Linked DNA regions of Mus musculus: region 2 is linked to region 1. Evidence: chromatin loops called from intact Hi-C (ENCODE). Cell type or tissue: heart. All regions are shown on one strand. Links, peaks and the distances in the headings refer to the core of each region. The heading gives the core; the rest is flanking DNA.

What was found. Hi-C counts contacts between places; a loop is a spot of excess contacts. Peaks named below come from ENCODE experiments on the same cell type or tissue, not always from the same donor. Only the 100,000 strongest peaks of a DNase experiment are listed, where the experiment ranks them.
Region 2: a loop joins it to region 1, with 2.1 times the contacts of the local background. A loop is called at or near these places in 1 of 42 quality-filtered maps.

What each region holds. Positions count from the first base shown.
Region 1 is chrX:141,471,643-141,479,393 of GRCm38, reverse strand. Col4a6 (collagen, type IV, alpha 6) reads left to right here and starts at 5,318. Exons shown (of 45, transcript NM_053185.2): 1 at 5,318-5,585; 2 at 5,781-5,832. The coding sequence starts at 5,575. It overlaps Col4a5 (collagen, type IV, alpha 5), which reads right to left and starts at 3,975. Exons shown (of 53, transcript NM_001163155.1): 1 at 3,579-3,975. The coding sequence starts at 3,659. In heart, for the core only: no CTCF peak of the experiment used is centred there; a DNase peak (open chromatin) is centred at 4,033; H3K4me3 peaks cover 3,207 bases; H3K27ac peaks cover 1,698 bases.
Region 2 is chrX:141,301,583-141,309,333 of GRCm38, reverse strand. The region is part of intron 3 of Col4a6 (collagen, type IV, alpha 6); the gene reads left to right. Among named protein-coding and RNA genes, the nearest start is that of Gm39539, 120 kb to the right of the region's middle. In heart, for the core only: no CTCF peak of the experiment used is centred there; no DNase peak of the experiment used is centred there.

The sequences.
Region 1 (7,751 bases), core at 1,658-5,657:
ATTTGTCAAGGGTAATTCAAGGTAAAAAGAGTATCATATCTTGCAAACAGCAAGAGTCAAGTAAAAACACGGAAAATTATGCACTGTTAAAAAAATAATACGATGGGTACATACAGAAATATATACATAATACTGTAGACACAGAGCTGGGGGTGGGGGTATATTGTAAAGATTTCGGATAGTGGGTGCAATGTCCTGAATTTGATTATTAAAACTACAAAATAATATATATATAAAGATAGATAGATGGTTGAGTGAACAAAACAACATATGAAGGTGTAGGAAAGTTAGTAAAAAACAACAAAGTGAATTGATCATTTTTGACAAGACTGTACCACCATATATTTCCTATTTATGACAACAGGCATATTTCTGGACATTTCTGCATACTTCAAACTAACTGAGGAAGCTTAAAAGAAACATAGGTCAATTATTTTCATGGAAAAATCATCTATCAGAAGTTGTAGGTGTTTTATAAATCTAAATTTTATTGAGATTACATAAAATCATTTAACCTGTGATTGCTTTTAGATTGCATTTAAACTATCTCAGTCTGCATAGACATAGAGATCAAATTAATCTTTAAAAAGTAAATTTATTTACATTATGCTATACTACTTTACATAAAATAAGCAGTAATAGAAGCAAACCCCATTATCACCAACACTGCATCTTCTGTGTCTAAAAAAATGTAATATAGATTCATATATATGTTAACATAGCATAATTCTATAGATTACATGCAAAGGAGACAATATAAGGGACTTAGGGGCAAACTCTGAATTTGAAATTCACAACCTATGTGATTTTTAGCAAGTTGCTTAACCTCTGTTTTATAGTTTTCTCATCTAGTAAGTAGCTTTTAATGCGCGCGCGCGCGCGCACACACACACACACACACACACACACACAAATACATTAGTACTCTCTTAAGAAAACAAATCACAGAGCAAATTCAGTACACTTGGAACCTTGGGTTCAATCCCTAGCATCACATAAAGGACTAAATATCAAAATTTGTCTTACTATCCTAACATAGTACTTAGCACATAATAAACACTGAACAATGTAAACACAAACAATAATGAAAGCAAGATGAGCATTTTTTCTATAGAATAGAACATTTCATAGAAAAAAAATGGCCAAAAGCCTTGCTATTACCCTTGACAAGTTCTTATAAATGGTCACAAGGTACACAGTATGGTTTAAATTGTAGAAATAATACTATAACTTCCAAGAAAAACAAAAATAACTTACAAACATTTGTATGGTAGAAGTAGTATAATTCTCCATATTATTTATAGACATATCATTAAATCTACAAGCTTATCTCTTTGACAGAGTTTGTATAGCCATAGTCACCTTAACATTTAAAAATATGATTTTTTTCTATCACTAAAAATGATCCTTACAGACTAAAGTTACCCTGTTTTCTTGCTGCTGACCATTCAATACCTGGGTTATTGTATTCTACCTAATAAACATTCTACCTTAAAAAGAAAGTTCACATATTTTTGTTATCTAAATTTGGCATGACTCCAGAGATAGTAAAGTCATATAACTATGAAAAAGTAAATTAATTTAAGAAGTAATGTTCTTCCTGATATAAAAGCCTCAATATTAGAAGACATTGGTGAAAAACTAAGCCAAGTACAGCCAAGTTTCACTCTGGAGAAGGTGACCAATACCCCCAGCACAAGTATGGAGAGCAGATACCATTCATATTTTTGAGATGATTAAAACTTTCATTTAACTAGGGCATTTATTTGTGAGGAAGGAACAACAAACCCCTAGATTTAAAAGAGGAACAAAATTCTAACCATAGGAAAGTGTGAACTAAAAAGTCCTTTCAAAACTGTATAGGAGGGGGAAATCCCAATTACTTCACAAACACTTGTTACTTTAAGAATACGAAAGTAAGCTTGCACATAAGTTTTGTCAATAAAAAAAAATCTTATTTTTAATATAAATGAATTTCAACTGGCATGCAGTGTTGTTATACACACAAGTATAAATGGTAACTAAGAGGAAGGATTGCTTCAGAAGTCATCCACAAAGTTTTTGCCCATAGGGCAAATGCTATAAACAAAAGGCACTAAGATGAGCTTCAAATGAACTATTTTCTATAGCCCAATTATAATTTATTCTAACCATCTTTAGCCATATTGACTGCGGAAACCATACCCCATCAAAAATGCTCTGCACCAAAAGAACATTATTAAGTCGTATATCTACTTTGATGGAGGAAAATGATGGTATGCATAACTAAAACATTTTAGATGTGCAAGTTTTCCCACAGATTTTCTATCATAATTATGTTGTGATTACAATAACATCAAAGTTACTTTTTGTAACAGCAGTATACACAGTTTTTCTAGCATATACAGAGGGCAATGTGATCTGAGGTGTGCTGAGTCCAAAAGGAAGCTAACTTTGATGTAGACCCAGATGTCTGTAATATTGTAGCTGCGTCTAAAGGATTGATAGTCACTCCACCATGTGAAGGCCTAAGCTATGATGCCATATTTAAGTGGTTTTAAACATCCATTCTGTGTACTCAAATATAATACTTAAATAATTTGTCACACATTTAGTTGTTCACAGTTTATATGAAATTAAGTAGGGTAGACTTCAAACTGGAGAATATTTTCTGCAGCAAAGCCCTTCATTCCTTTGCATTTACCTCTTATCTCCAGAAGGAGAGTGGGTGTTGGGACTACCCAGATTTCCTGCTCAGGAACAGGCTGTGGTATCCAGTCTACATTCCTAAAGGCAAGTGGAACTTTTTGCTCTGTCATTTCGTGTGAGCATCCTCCCCCACTCTTCTAACCCATAGAGCTCATTCCCATTGGAAAACTGAGACTTCTTGTCCTTTAAATGGGTGAAAGGCAAACTCTCAAGTTGTTCAGGTGCCTTTATGAGTTTAAAAAGTGCAAGCCAACAGAAACCCATAACTTTTTTTTTTTAATGTGCAAAACTCCTGAAGCATAAGACTATGTATGCTTCTTTACTTCGTCCTGGTTGATAGGTTATTTTATCTTTTGTAAAAGAATGATGTCAACAGGTCAGAAAACAGGGCAGAACTTTACAAACCTGGGGTGGGGGGTGGGTTCATGTGGCTTAAGAAAAGAGCATATGCCAAGAGAAGAACTCCATCAAGGCTATTACCACACTGACCACAGTTCAATTTTAGAGGAACCAAATTTTAAACTATAAACCAAGGTTAAATCGTGCTTGGGCTGGGTCCAAGTAGTGAAAGAAGCTAGCTGGTAGACAGCTACCCTGGGTGGGGGATAGAGAGGAAGAAAAGTTTTAAATATCCTCCAGAGCCCAGTGACCCATTAATGTGCCTCCCACACCCTCTGCCCACTCTTGCCCCAGAAGAGGTAGCTACAGAGAAGTAAGCGGCCCTGTTTTTAAACACTTGGAATTTTCCCTCAGACCAGAGTTGGGAATTATATTTCTTTCTACTTAAAGCCAATTTTGACTTCCCTGGCCAAGGTCAAAGAGTAGGGAAGGTAAAGGCTCCAGTGGTTTCTGTTGGAGCGAGCAGTGATGGGGCGGGAGGGAGGACTTACCGCAGCCTCTGCGGGCTGCCCCCACAGACACAGGGCCAGTAAGAACCAGCCGGCAGCCAGGCACACTCCACGCACTTGCATTCTTCTCTGGCTCCCGCAGCTCCGTCAGCACCCGCAGGGAATCCCAGGTCCCTTCAGACCGATTGACATAATCTTGAAGGGTTATTGAGAAGAGAGCTAGAAAGGGGACAGTGAGTGTCCCGGTTATGCTGGTGCACTTGGGGGAAGAGATTTATAAGAGGGAAGCGATTAAAATAAGAGAGAGAGAGGGAGAGCAAGAACAAGAAAAGAAAGCTGTTCTTCCCTCCCCCCTCCCCTCCCCAAAGCCGATCTCTCAGGAGCACTTTGCCTTCTGTTGGGACTTGCAAACTTTCCTCACTCAACGTCCTACAAATCTACTTTCCTCGCTCTCTTCCCTGCACCGCCCCCTCCCCGCTGGCGCTGGGGAATTTGCGTATCACTCCGCCAGTGCTTCCCACTGCACCGGCAACCTGCGAGGGAGTGACGCTCAGTTATTTGAGGGAGGGAAACTTCAAGACAAGTTGACTGAACCCCACAAGTCCAACCAAAAAGATTTCTCGTTTGTTCATTGGCAGCTTCTCTTAACAGTACTCTTGCCTGCCAGTCCAGCTTTCCCTCAGATGTCTGCATCAAAGCCATTGACAAACAGACCTGAGCTGGGACTATTTTTTCCAGCGGATGGATTTCAGAGTGTGGTGCTTTTTATTGTTAATCATTAGAAACAAAGTTTTCGCCTCTGCTCCATGGGCTGCTGGCCTTTGCCTTTCAAGTGTTGGTAGGACAGTTTCTATATACAAACAGAAAATGAGAAAATATTAGATATACGTATATAAAGTAAGACAATGAACATATGTATTTGTGAATACCTAATGTATGTAACAACATATGCCATATAGGATGCATTAAGTAGGTTAATAATGTTAAAAGGTTAAATGTTATTGTAACTTACTTACTGTTTCTATTTACATGTATTGAGTACCATAAATAATATTTGTCACTTATATCAAGCTAAGGTAAAAGGTAGTGGCTGCCATCATTCTATTTCAGAAGGACCTGTGGCAAGCAATTATATAACATTAGCATAATTCCTTACAACTAAAACAAGCATCTCATTTAAAATGTCTATATGGAGTCAATAGTAGTTGAATTTGTGTCTCCTAGATGAAGTAGGCATGCATATCGCTTTGATAACTTGTAGACACTTTTAAGAACCAAAAGACCAAAAATATACACGATGTGGACTCCTTGGAGTGTCTTTCAGGAATTTGCTAAAGAATTCTTCTGAACATTTCTATTCTCAGTCTGGGATAAACTGCATTCTTTATATTTTGAATCCGTTTTATAAGGACCAATTCCTCCTCAGTTTTACTGGGTTTAGAGATTAGGCTTACAACTCCAGAGATTCCCTCCTCATCTTTCTAAAAGTTTAGTGAAAAAATAGGAAGTTAGAATAAGAGTCTGCACACTTGGGCCCTTGTGCAAGGTCTCTTTCAGGACTATCTGCCTATGTAGTAGTAGTGCACCCAAGTCTATTTTACTTTATGGAAATATATAATGCCTACTTGCATAGATTCTTGTGTATAGGTCTCTAGAGACCTGTGCATGAAACTTTGGAACGGTTATGTGCAGAGGTGCTTGAAATTGAGAAAGAGAAGCAGCTTCCCAAGGTAGGGGGAGGTGATTGACAGCAGGCAGCCCCGCCCCGTCCCCCTCCATTCCTTCCTCCCTGGGCTCATGGAACTATCTCCTGAGTGCTAGAAGTTGTAGCGGGCACCACTGCGTGTGTTTTCCTTTGGGGCACTTTTTTTTTCTAGCGGCTGATTTTAGTTTCTTCCAAATTAAGCCACTTCGCCCCCCTTCCCCACACTGTCCTGAATAAGGAACAAACTGCCAAGCATCAACGGAGCCCAGATGAGCCCGCGCCGCGGAGCAGCTTAGCAGTCTCCTGGGACCCAGCTCCGGAGCAGCCACAAGCATGCACCCTGGGTGAGCTGCTGCTGCTCAGAATCCCCCTCCTCTTTCCAACTTTGGACTGCTTTCCCAAGCCAGGACTATACTTGCACTTCTGTCACTGCGGAAAAAGTGGGAGTAGGCATCAAAAGGGAGCCCGGGGGAACACTTTCTCACTCAGGACCCTGTAGTCCAGAGAGCCCATGTTTCTCACCCTCCCTCTCCTTTCAGATTGTGGCTGTTCCTGGTTTCCTTATGCTTGACCAAAGAACTGGCAGAATCGGTAAGGCTTCAAAAGACCCCCTTTTTCCCCCTCTTCCTCTTGTGTTTCTGTTGGGGGTAACAGAGGGTTGCACCAAATGGAGCCTTTCTAATAGGACTTAATGGGGTTCCTGGAGAGGAATAGCAAGTATAACATTAGCCTAATGCTCTCCGGACTCAGCATTTTTCTTGTCCTAAAACATCCCTGTAGGTTTAGAGAACAAAAATTAGAGGTAGACAATGCAAGGTGCACACATTTGTGAATGTCTTCAGGACAATTTCAGGTGACTGGCCTCTGATGCCCTTTTTTGCACCAATAGGCAGACCTGCAAAGCTGAAGAAACATAGCTTTCCCTAACTGTAAGAAGGTGGATTGACGCATAAAGTTTGAGAGTGGAAAGAGAGTATAAAGGACTGAGATTTGAATGTAGCAGCAGTAAGATGGAAAGTAAAGTTTATAATTTGTTTGTAGGTCCTTTCATACATCAAAAAGTTTAATGCTTAGAAATGCAGATAAGCTTTCTAAAACTTAACCTTTTGTAGACTGTTTGGTATTATCTATGAACTCATAGAGACTCCAGGCAAAGGAATTCGGGCTAAGAGAAGTTTAATGGAACTCAGAAAGTAGAGAACCATCTACTGCAATTAGTAGGATAATTTCACAAAGGTGACGTGACTAACTGATCAGATATGCTATGTTTCCAGTTCAGCTAGTTAGTTATCTGGCAAAAATAAACTTAGCTTGTAGGTTCAAATACTACATTGTTTAAAAAACAACCTCTTTATAAAAGTCCAAGTCACAATACAATCAATAAATACACATTTTGAATTGTTTATTTTGTGGATTGTAATTATTTTAACTGATTGGCTCTTTTAAAGTGTCTTAAATACAATTTTAGAGCCATGCTTATTTCAGTCAGTAAGGTCACCAATACACTTTGTCCTAACATAAAGTCTGGAAAAACAAACAAACAGGGAAGTGAAATGATTTCTTATAAACAAAGAAAAATACTGGAAGACTGAATTCAAAAATTGTGTGACCCTTTACCTCTGAATTTCAGCTCTTAAATATGTGTCTGCTAAGCTTTGAATGAAGAAATATTGATCTCAGATTCTTGTTCACTTTTCTACCCTATTCTTCCACTATGTAAGCTTACATGTGAGTTTCTTCAGAGGTTTATACTGTATTTATTGAAAATGCCAGCCTTTGATTTCTTTGTCCAGAAGTCTTGTGTTGTTGTTGTTGTTGTTGTTTTTAATACTACTACTATAGTAAAACTTTAATTTTTCAGTCTCTGACTGGTGGTGTTTGTTTGTTTGTTTGTTTGGTTGGTTGGTTGTTTTTTTGTTCCTTTTTTTTTCTAAAAAGGAAAAGCATTTGATAATTGTAGATGGACATGTATTTCTAGGATACCATATCTTCATTTGTTATGGTGGAGAAGAAAGTTTTCAGTCTTTCCGAGCATTGAAGTGGGTCTCTAGATCTGGGTTGTATACTTTTGTCTCATTGTTCTACAAGGTAGCCTTGCCAATAACCATGGTAAGAATGGAATGAACCTTGAGGTCCATTGACAATACTTATTCTGTTGCTGTAAGTCCAGAATTGCTGTATTCGGTCTTCTTTACTTGTTCACAGCATCTTTGGTATTGGAAAGTCTTTTTTTTTTATGACAAAGAGAAAAAGAGGTGAGTCACAAAATACTTTTTCAGAAGATACTATTACTGGGGATTTTTTTTTCTCAATGTCCTTGCATTCTGTTTCATCTAGTCTCAACTCAAGTCTATTCTCTGTATTTGTGCTGTCTTCTGCTTTTCAGATGGTTGTAGGCATTTGAATTAGAAGTACTTTTAGTGATACCAATGCAAATAGCTTATGAATGCATCAATAAAAGCTCTGTTATACTTCATTATGAGAAAGCATCTTCATGCTGTGAGAATTAA
Region 2 (7,751 bases), core at 2,299-6,298, 170 kb after region 1:
AGATCCCATTATGTTATACGGTCTGTGCTATCCCTAAGCTACCTCCCTCCAAGGCAAATTATAAATATGCGTGCGCACACGCGCACGCACACACATACACACACACACACACACACACACACACACACACACACACATCCGAAAACACAAACATCTATTAAATGTGGCTATCAACATTGAGAGAAATAACAACAGACAGCATACAAATTCATGAAAGCTGGACAACTCTCCACTGGATACTGGATAGTTGTATAAGTAAAGAAATAAATTAAAGAGGATCAGGAAATTGAACAGAAAAATGAAGTAGTGGGAAATGGTGTACTTGGCATAGGCCCTAGAAAGTCCCAGGCTCCAGGAAAGCTAGAGGCTCCCAGAACTCAATGGTGATGACTTAAGCTAAAATAAACAACAAAAAGATATAGAACCTATAGAGGCCATCTCCAGTATATAGGCATGGCTCCTAGTTGAGTGATGGGGCCACCCATGCATCCCAAATTTTTTAGCCCATACATGTTCCTATCTAAAGGAAAGACAGGGACAAAAAATATCTGCAGACAGGAAATCCCTATACTATTGCTGATGCCAAAAAGTGTGTGTGTGTGTGTGTGTGTGTATTAAGCTAGGAAGTACCTGCCATGTAGTATACCAATCAACTTAAATTGTTCTACTAATTCTTGCCAGTTTAATCAACTAAAAGCATAAAGATCATTTTTTGGCATTAAATCCCCTTTGAGAAAAGCATTCATGTCATTTTCCATCTTTAAGAATTAGCAGTGGTTCCCAGTTGTCATCAAATAGCAAAACTCTACTTGGCCTGGAGTATACATAGCATGTGTAGGAGTGGCACAATGTCAGCTAGTGTATGACCTGCATAACTGGACCACATCATCCTGGCAGAGAAATGTGATTGAGTAGAAGCCAGAGGCCCAAATTTAGTTGAGATAATGATCCACACACTACTGAGATTTAAGAGACTGGGAATAAGATCTCAAATAGGACTTAAGACAGATTATCCCTTTAAGATTTACATGGGTGCAGTAAGCAGTCAGGAGATCTGTTACTATTCATGCTAAGAGCAAAGAAACCCAAATTTGACTATCAATAGAAGCTATCTTTAAGTGCTTACTTACAATTAGTGAGGACTTGACTACTAATTGCTTCATCTACCCAGTATTTAGTTTGCTCAATTATTTAGTACTATATCTTTTTTATTTTAAAAAGGAAACTAAGGATCTATGCTGGAACATTGTAAAGCTAGGCTTCAATTCCTGATCGGTCTGATTCAAACATGTGTGCTCTCAACCATCGTAATACCTCCAAAACACAATGCTGATAGTAACTAAAGAGCATTCACTTGGCCACTGGGACACAAGAATAAAACTGTCTCAGCAATGAAACTGACTTGTAGTGAATGTCTCGCTTGTTGTCTACTGTGTGCTGGCAGCAATGAGCCAAGTGCATATTGAAACTTTCAGGGAAAGGCTAAGAAATTCTTGGAGTAGCATTGAAACAGACTGCTTCAGTGATTTGACTCAAGATTTGATTCTTTTGTTGCTGCTAACAGTTCACTTTGGCCTATAGAGCCATTCTGAAATTTTTGTCCTGATCACCCCCTACAGTCTAAATTTTCAGTAGTCCCAAACAGCATAATGGTTCCTAACATCCTACCTTTACATTCTGTATTTTCAATTCATCTCTAAAAGATGATATAGCATGCTGGAGTAGGTGGCCCTTCCTTCCACTGAAAACTCCCATTAAAACAAGTGACAGCCGGGTATGGTGGCACACGCCTTTAATCCCAGCACTTGGGAGGCATAGGCATGCAGATTTCTAAGTTTGAGGCCAGCCTGGTCTACAAAGTGAGTTCCAGGACAGCCAGGCCTATACAGAGAAACCCAGTCTTGAAAAACCATTTTTTAAAAAGTGGCAAGTCCTTTCAGAGATATTCCACTTTTCAAGATGAAGTTTTCTTTTTACAGAAATAGGACAAGCAAGAAATAGGTAAAGGAAGAGGATGGTATTAAGAGGCAGCCTCTGTTGAAAACTTCCTGGATCTCTTTGGAGTTTAAAGAAAGCTGGGGACCTTAGAATGTTTTCTGCTCTTTAGTAGTCAGTGGGAGGAACAAAGAATGGTGGCATAAACTGTTGCCCAATTTTTTTATAGTAAATGCAATGCGGGAAGTAATATCCAAAGAAGATGGATGGCTTCTTTGAGAAGTCAGACACAATGGTATCTGTGTTTCTGACCAAAGGTAGTGTACTATAGTTAAATTACATTGGAAGATACTTTAAAGTTAATTTCTAAGGCAAACAAATTGTTAGTGAATTATTTCCTCAATGTGTATTTCCTTGTTCATTGTGGGGGGCATCTTAGACACATTATAAAGGCAAGGCAGTACTGCAGAGGTCTCTTTTATAATCATTAGTAGTATCTAAATGTTTACCATGCAGTGTTTTAGATACAAAATTCAGGGTTGGAGTTTTAAGAGTACTTGCTACTCTTACAGAGGACCAGTTTGGTACTTAGCATTTATGTTGGGTTGCTCACAACTACTTGTTACTTCAGCTTCAGGGAATCAGACACTTTCCTTTGACCTCTACAGGCGCCTACACATGAGCAGTCTTGTGAATGCAAGAGAGAGAGAGAGGGAGAGGGAGAGGGAGAGGGAGAGGGAGAGGGAGAGGGAGAGGGAGAGGGAGAGGGAGAGGGAGAGGGAGAGGGAGAGGGAGAGGGAGAGGGAGAGGGAGAGGGAGAGGGAGAGGGAGAGGGAGAGGGAGAGGGAGAGGGGGAGAGAGATATAAATAGAAAGGGTGCAAGAATTTCCTAAAAGGGAACATTCTTTGCTATACTTTGGACTGGGGTTTAGTATCCAGAATATATAAAGAACTGCAAAAATTAAACACTCACTAAAAATTTAGTCCAATCAATAAATGGACTAAAGAACTAAATAGACATTTTTCAAAAGGATTATAACTGATTTTATATTGGCTGAGCACAGTGCACTGCCTACAAGTAACTCAACAGATTGGAGAGAGTCCTGTCCAAATGTCTCAGTTATTTTGAACCTCTTGCAGGCAGCTCAGCTGGCTTTTGCTTATTCCAGGCAACTAGTTTGTTCACTGAATCTCCTTTGCAGCCTGGCTTGTGTGAGAGTGAATCTCGACAGCCTTTCCTGTGCACTTTTGGGAGAGAAATCCTAATGAATCTGGTCAGTTTCAAGAACTTCCTGAAGCTCATTGTGAGTTGTTTACTTCTGTCTTAAAGAGCTTCCCTGCAGGATGGAATGTTTCAGTATCTGAAGTCACTGTTAAACAACAGAGCTAAGGTGTGGACAAAATGCACATAGCTTATTTTTAATACCAGCCATAAGAATGGGAGAAGTAAGTAGAAAGAATAGAAAGTAGTAAGTTAGGATATACATTTGGAATCCCACTGAAGCCTCCAAAATTTAGAACAATTACAGCTTCTCTCTCTCTCTCTCTCTCTCTCTCTCTCTCTCTCTCTCTCTCTCTAACACACACACACACACACACACACACACACACACACACACAAACACAAACACTAATCATCAAATCCAGGAAATACAACATTTACACAATACATAGAAAATCTGCATTCCAGTCTCAATTTTTCCCAGTGTCTCCAATGATATTCTAGTAGCTGTGTGTTTCATTTGTTTGTTGGTTTCTATAAGGTTGAATCCAATAAAAAAAATACTGGGCAATGCATTTAGTTTGTCAGTTTCTTTGATTTCCATTAATCTAGAAGCTTCTCTGATTCTACTTTTTTTTTTCATTTTCTCTTTCATAACATTGATATTTTTGTGAATCCTGGCCAGTATTTTGCAGATGTGTCTCAATTGGATTTGTATGATTATGCCTCATGAATACATTGTGATTAAAAAAATTACCACAATGTTTTGCTCTCATCAGGAGGAATAGAATATTATTTTTTGCCTACTGGTGGTAACGTTAGTCATTCATTAGGACTGTGTCCAACATATTTCTCTATTGCACTGATATCAGTAAAGCTTTTAATCTGTGTGAATATATCCTGTTCAGAAACAGGCTCTTTAGGCTGAAAGTATAAATTACTTGGTTCACTACAGAACCACGAGTTGAAAAGGCATTATCCCTAATTAAAAGAAAAAAATAGAACAGATTTATTTTAATCAAATAAGCTGTCATTAAGCTTCTTAGCCAAATTCAAGAGCTATTCACATGACAGAAGACTTTATCTATATAAAGTCCCTTATCCAAATTGTGAAACGTTTGTGGGTGATTTTGTTTCACTCCTTTTGGATGGCTCTTGCCATCATCTAAGTTAGTTGCCTTACACATGTGGTTTGATCAGTATACGTGCCTATATTGTTAGATCTGAGCCTAGTGCCTAAGCTACAGTAGAAGCTCAAAATCTGTGGAGCACATTTTTACCCAATTACAACTACTGTCATCATGAATGAGAATCTAATCACACTAAGTGGAAAGTATACTTGACTTTGTCAGCTGGCACCAGCTGTAATAAACTTGGCTGCTTTCAGACCGTGCTTCTCATGGGAAATGACAGAGCTTTCGGTTTTCATCCAGATCTTTGACCTTCTTCTTCAGGTGTTGGTCAAGTCTATAGTTGTCCTGAAATGGATAACTTCTTTATGTTGAAATTAGAAGCTGTCCTAAGTAAACCAAGGATCAACCCTATGCTTGTTAAGATTCAGTCTAAGCAGAAATGACAGAAAACTCTAAATTACAATGGGTTAAATAATAGAGTCATTTATTCCTCTCTGATGTAACATTTCTCACTTCTGGCCAAGATAAGATAACAAGAACCAGATTTACTCTCCTGCCGGAAACAAGGCGAAAACCAGACCAAATGAAAACAATAGCCCTCAGACATTGGAAATGAGGCAACAACAACAACATACCAGTGACCCCTGCAAAACAGGAAACACTGAAGGCAAGTTCTTTATGTTTTTAAAGCTTAATTCCTGGAGGGCTTCCAGGCAATAATATGTAGAAAGGATACCAAAGCAGAGTTTTACAGGTGAGGAGATGATCTGTGCTCCAAGTCCAGGAGGAACGTGGCAACTAGAATTTACACAGCCAAGTCCAGAAGAAGACAAGACTATGTAAAAGAACTTAAGATCGATAGCAAGTCTCCAGTGAATCTTTAGCAGAGTACTGATCAACATGTGTTTGTATGGAATCTAACATAGACCAAGAGGGAAAAACATCAAAAAGAAACAGTAATAATAATCACAGTTCTAAGATATGACATAAGGCTGAAAATAGTGCATCAATACCTAACCAGGGTGAAAAGGCTCCTTTTGCATAGAGCATCAGATAGAGTATTCAAAAGAGCTTGCCAAAATAGCCTTTGATTCATGGATACACCAGAGCTGGATAATAAAACAGGCCTGGAGTGACTCCCTTACAAAGTCCAAGGATATTTATAGAAATACAAACTGTCCAGCAACAATCAAGATAAAATTCACATCTGGCATCCCATGCAAAGTCATCAGGCATTTGAATAAGCTGGAAAATACTGATCACTAATGAGAAAAGTCATTCATTCAAAACTATCCTAGAAGTAACAGATGACAGAATCAGTAGCAAATTTTTAACAGTTAATGTAACTTTTTACATACGTTTAAACTCCTAGAGGAAAAACTGAATAAGTTAAGATATTTAGAAGATCTACATAGAACTCAGAAAGATGAAGAATGCAGTGTTGAGCTGCTTCTCAAGTCTACCTACACAGTTAAATGTTTGAATGACAGCTCTATTGACTCTTTATATTGTCTTACATCTCAATTTATGATTTTCAATTTGAGTCTACAGTTGTTGCTCTAGCTTCAACCAACAAAACTTCATTGAAAAAAAGCAAGAGACTAGTGGAAAATAAGAATGCCCCTCCATTTAAAGAAACTCATACATTTCATGGTTTAGATGTTTGCATACTATGACTGTAATAAAACACTGAGCAAAAACCAGCTTGGGGAGGAAAGGGTTTCATTACACAATTTTCAGGTTATGCTCTATCATGGAAGGAGTTCTGGTCAGACACTCATGGCAGAAATTGAACTAGAGGCTATATAGGAACAATTAATGGCTTCTTGCCCACAGCTTCCTCAACTTACCTTCATAAATCATCCAGAACCATGGGCCAAATGGTACTTCTGCACACAATGAACTGGACCGTCTCACATCAATTATCAATCAAAAAAATGACCCCATCAATTTGCCTCCACATGCTCTCATGGAAGCATTATCTCAAATGATGTTCCTTCTTCTCAAATAACTCTACCTTGTGTAAAGCTGACAAAGAACTAATTCAGATGGCATCAACTTTTGCTTGCATCACATAAGCCAAAACTTTAGTACCACTGACCCATTCTGAAAGTGAAGGAAAAAAATACAGTCTTATGTTGCCCTTACTGCAAGAACAAAGACCATTCCCAGCAACAAGAGTGTTGATTGTCTAGAAAATGTTAACATCACTCAAGAGCAACATGCAGTCATTTTAAGGGTCCCCAGAACTCTCTGGAGAGGTTGCAGTCAAATGAGACTTCTTAGTCTCCTTAGAAGAAGAAGAGACTGAGTTAACAAATAGTGGAGAAAATAGAAAGGAGTTGATAACTGTTCATACTCTCTGCAGTTACATAAAAAAAAAAAAAAAAAACATGGTCAGAGGTGTTACAATGAGATTCTGTTACAAGATGAGGACTTTTTACACTCAATTCCTCATCAATACCATTTTTTCACAGTAGAATGGATCCCTTGTTGAAATCCAAATGTCTTGGTTGAAAAACACATCTTCAGGGTTTGGATGAATACAGATGCTGCTTGTTAACGATCTTAAGTCCAAAATGATGAGTGAGTCCTTGAAAGACATGATATTGAACTTGTTTCAAATTCAGCTTCTTTGGTTTAGCAAGCCACAAAAGTTAAGAACAAGGTCATTGGAACATTTCAGGATAGTATTTGTTTCTAAAAGGGGAACTGTGCAGCTGGTTCATGAAGATCTCAGTTATCCAGCTACATAAAGAAGACAGTGGGTTGTTAGGCCAATTTGTGGTATTTTAATGATGCAATAAAAAAAAATCCTATTGCTTTGGGATACATTCGTAATCTCTGTAAACCGGTTGGCAAATAAAACAAATCAACCCAAGGAAAACATATAAAGGACCATTAAGACACCTCGTGGCATAAAGCTGTTAATCCCTTTGGCACACATGGCAGAAGGAGAGAACTGACTCCCTCAAGTTGTAGTAGTTGAACCTCCATATGCCCACCATGGTGGTTGTGCACATACATACATACATACATACATATTTTTATAAAGAATTGGTCTTAGTTCTGGGTGGCTACTGTTCCCAGCTAAAAGACCAGAGTTCTATCAGTTAGCAAAGAATAAAAGAGTAAGAATGAAGGGGAAAGAAGCCACAACTTGTCCAGTTGAAAGCCTTGTCACTGTTCTGGAGCAGTCCTTGTCTGAGGATGAATAATTATGACCCTTGTCTTTAAAATAATCTTAATAAGACTCCCCCTAGGTATTTTTAATATCTAGAGAATTTCAATCTATGTAATTTGTTTTCAAGGATTTGTTTTGATTCTAGGCCCCACACCTCTGCATATTTGGGGGTTTATCTCAAACAAACTGCCAGAGTTGTTCCATTTTCAGTCGGTGGCACCAAGCTAGAAGTGGAACTTGCACTTTGTTTAACTTCTAACTATATTTATCATTTCTA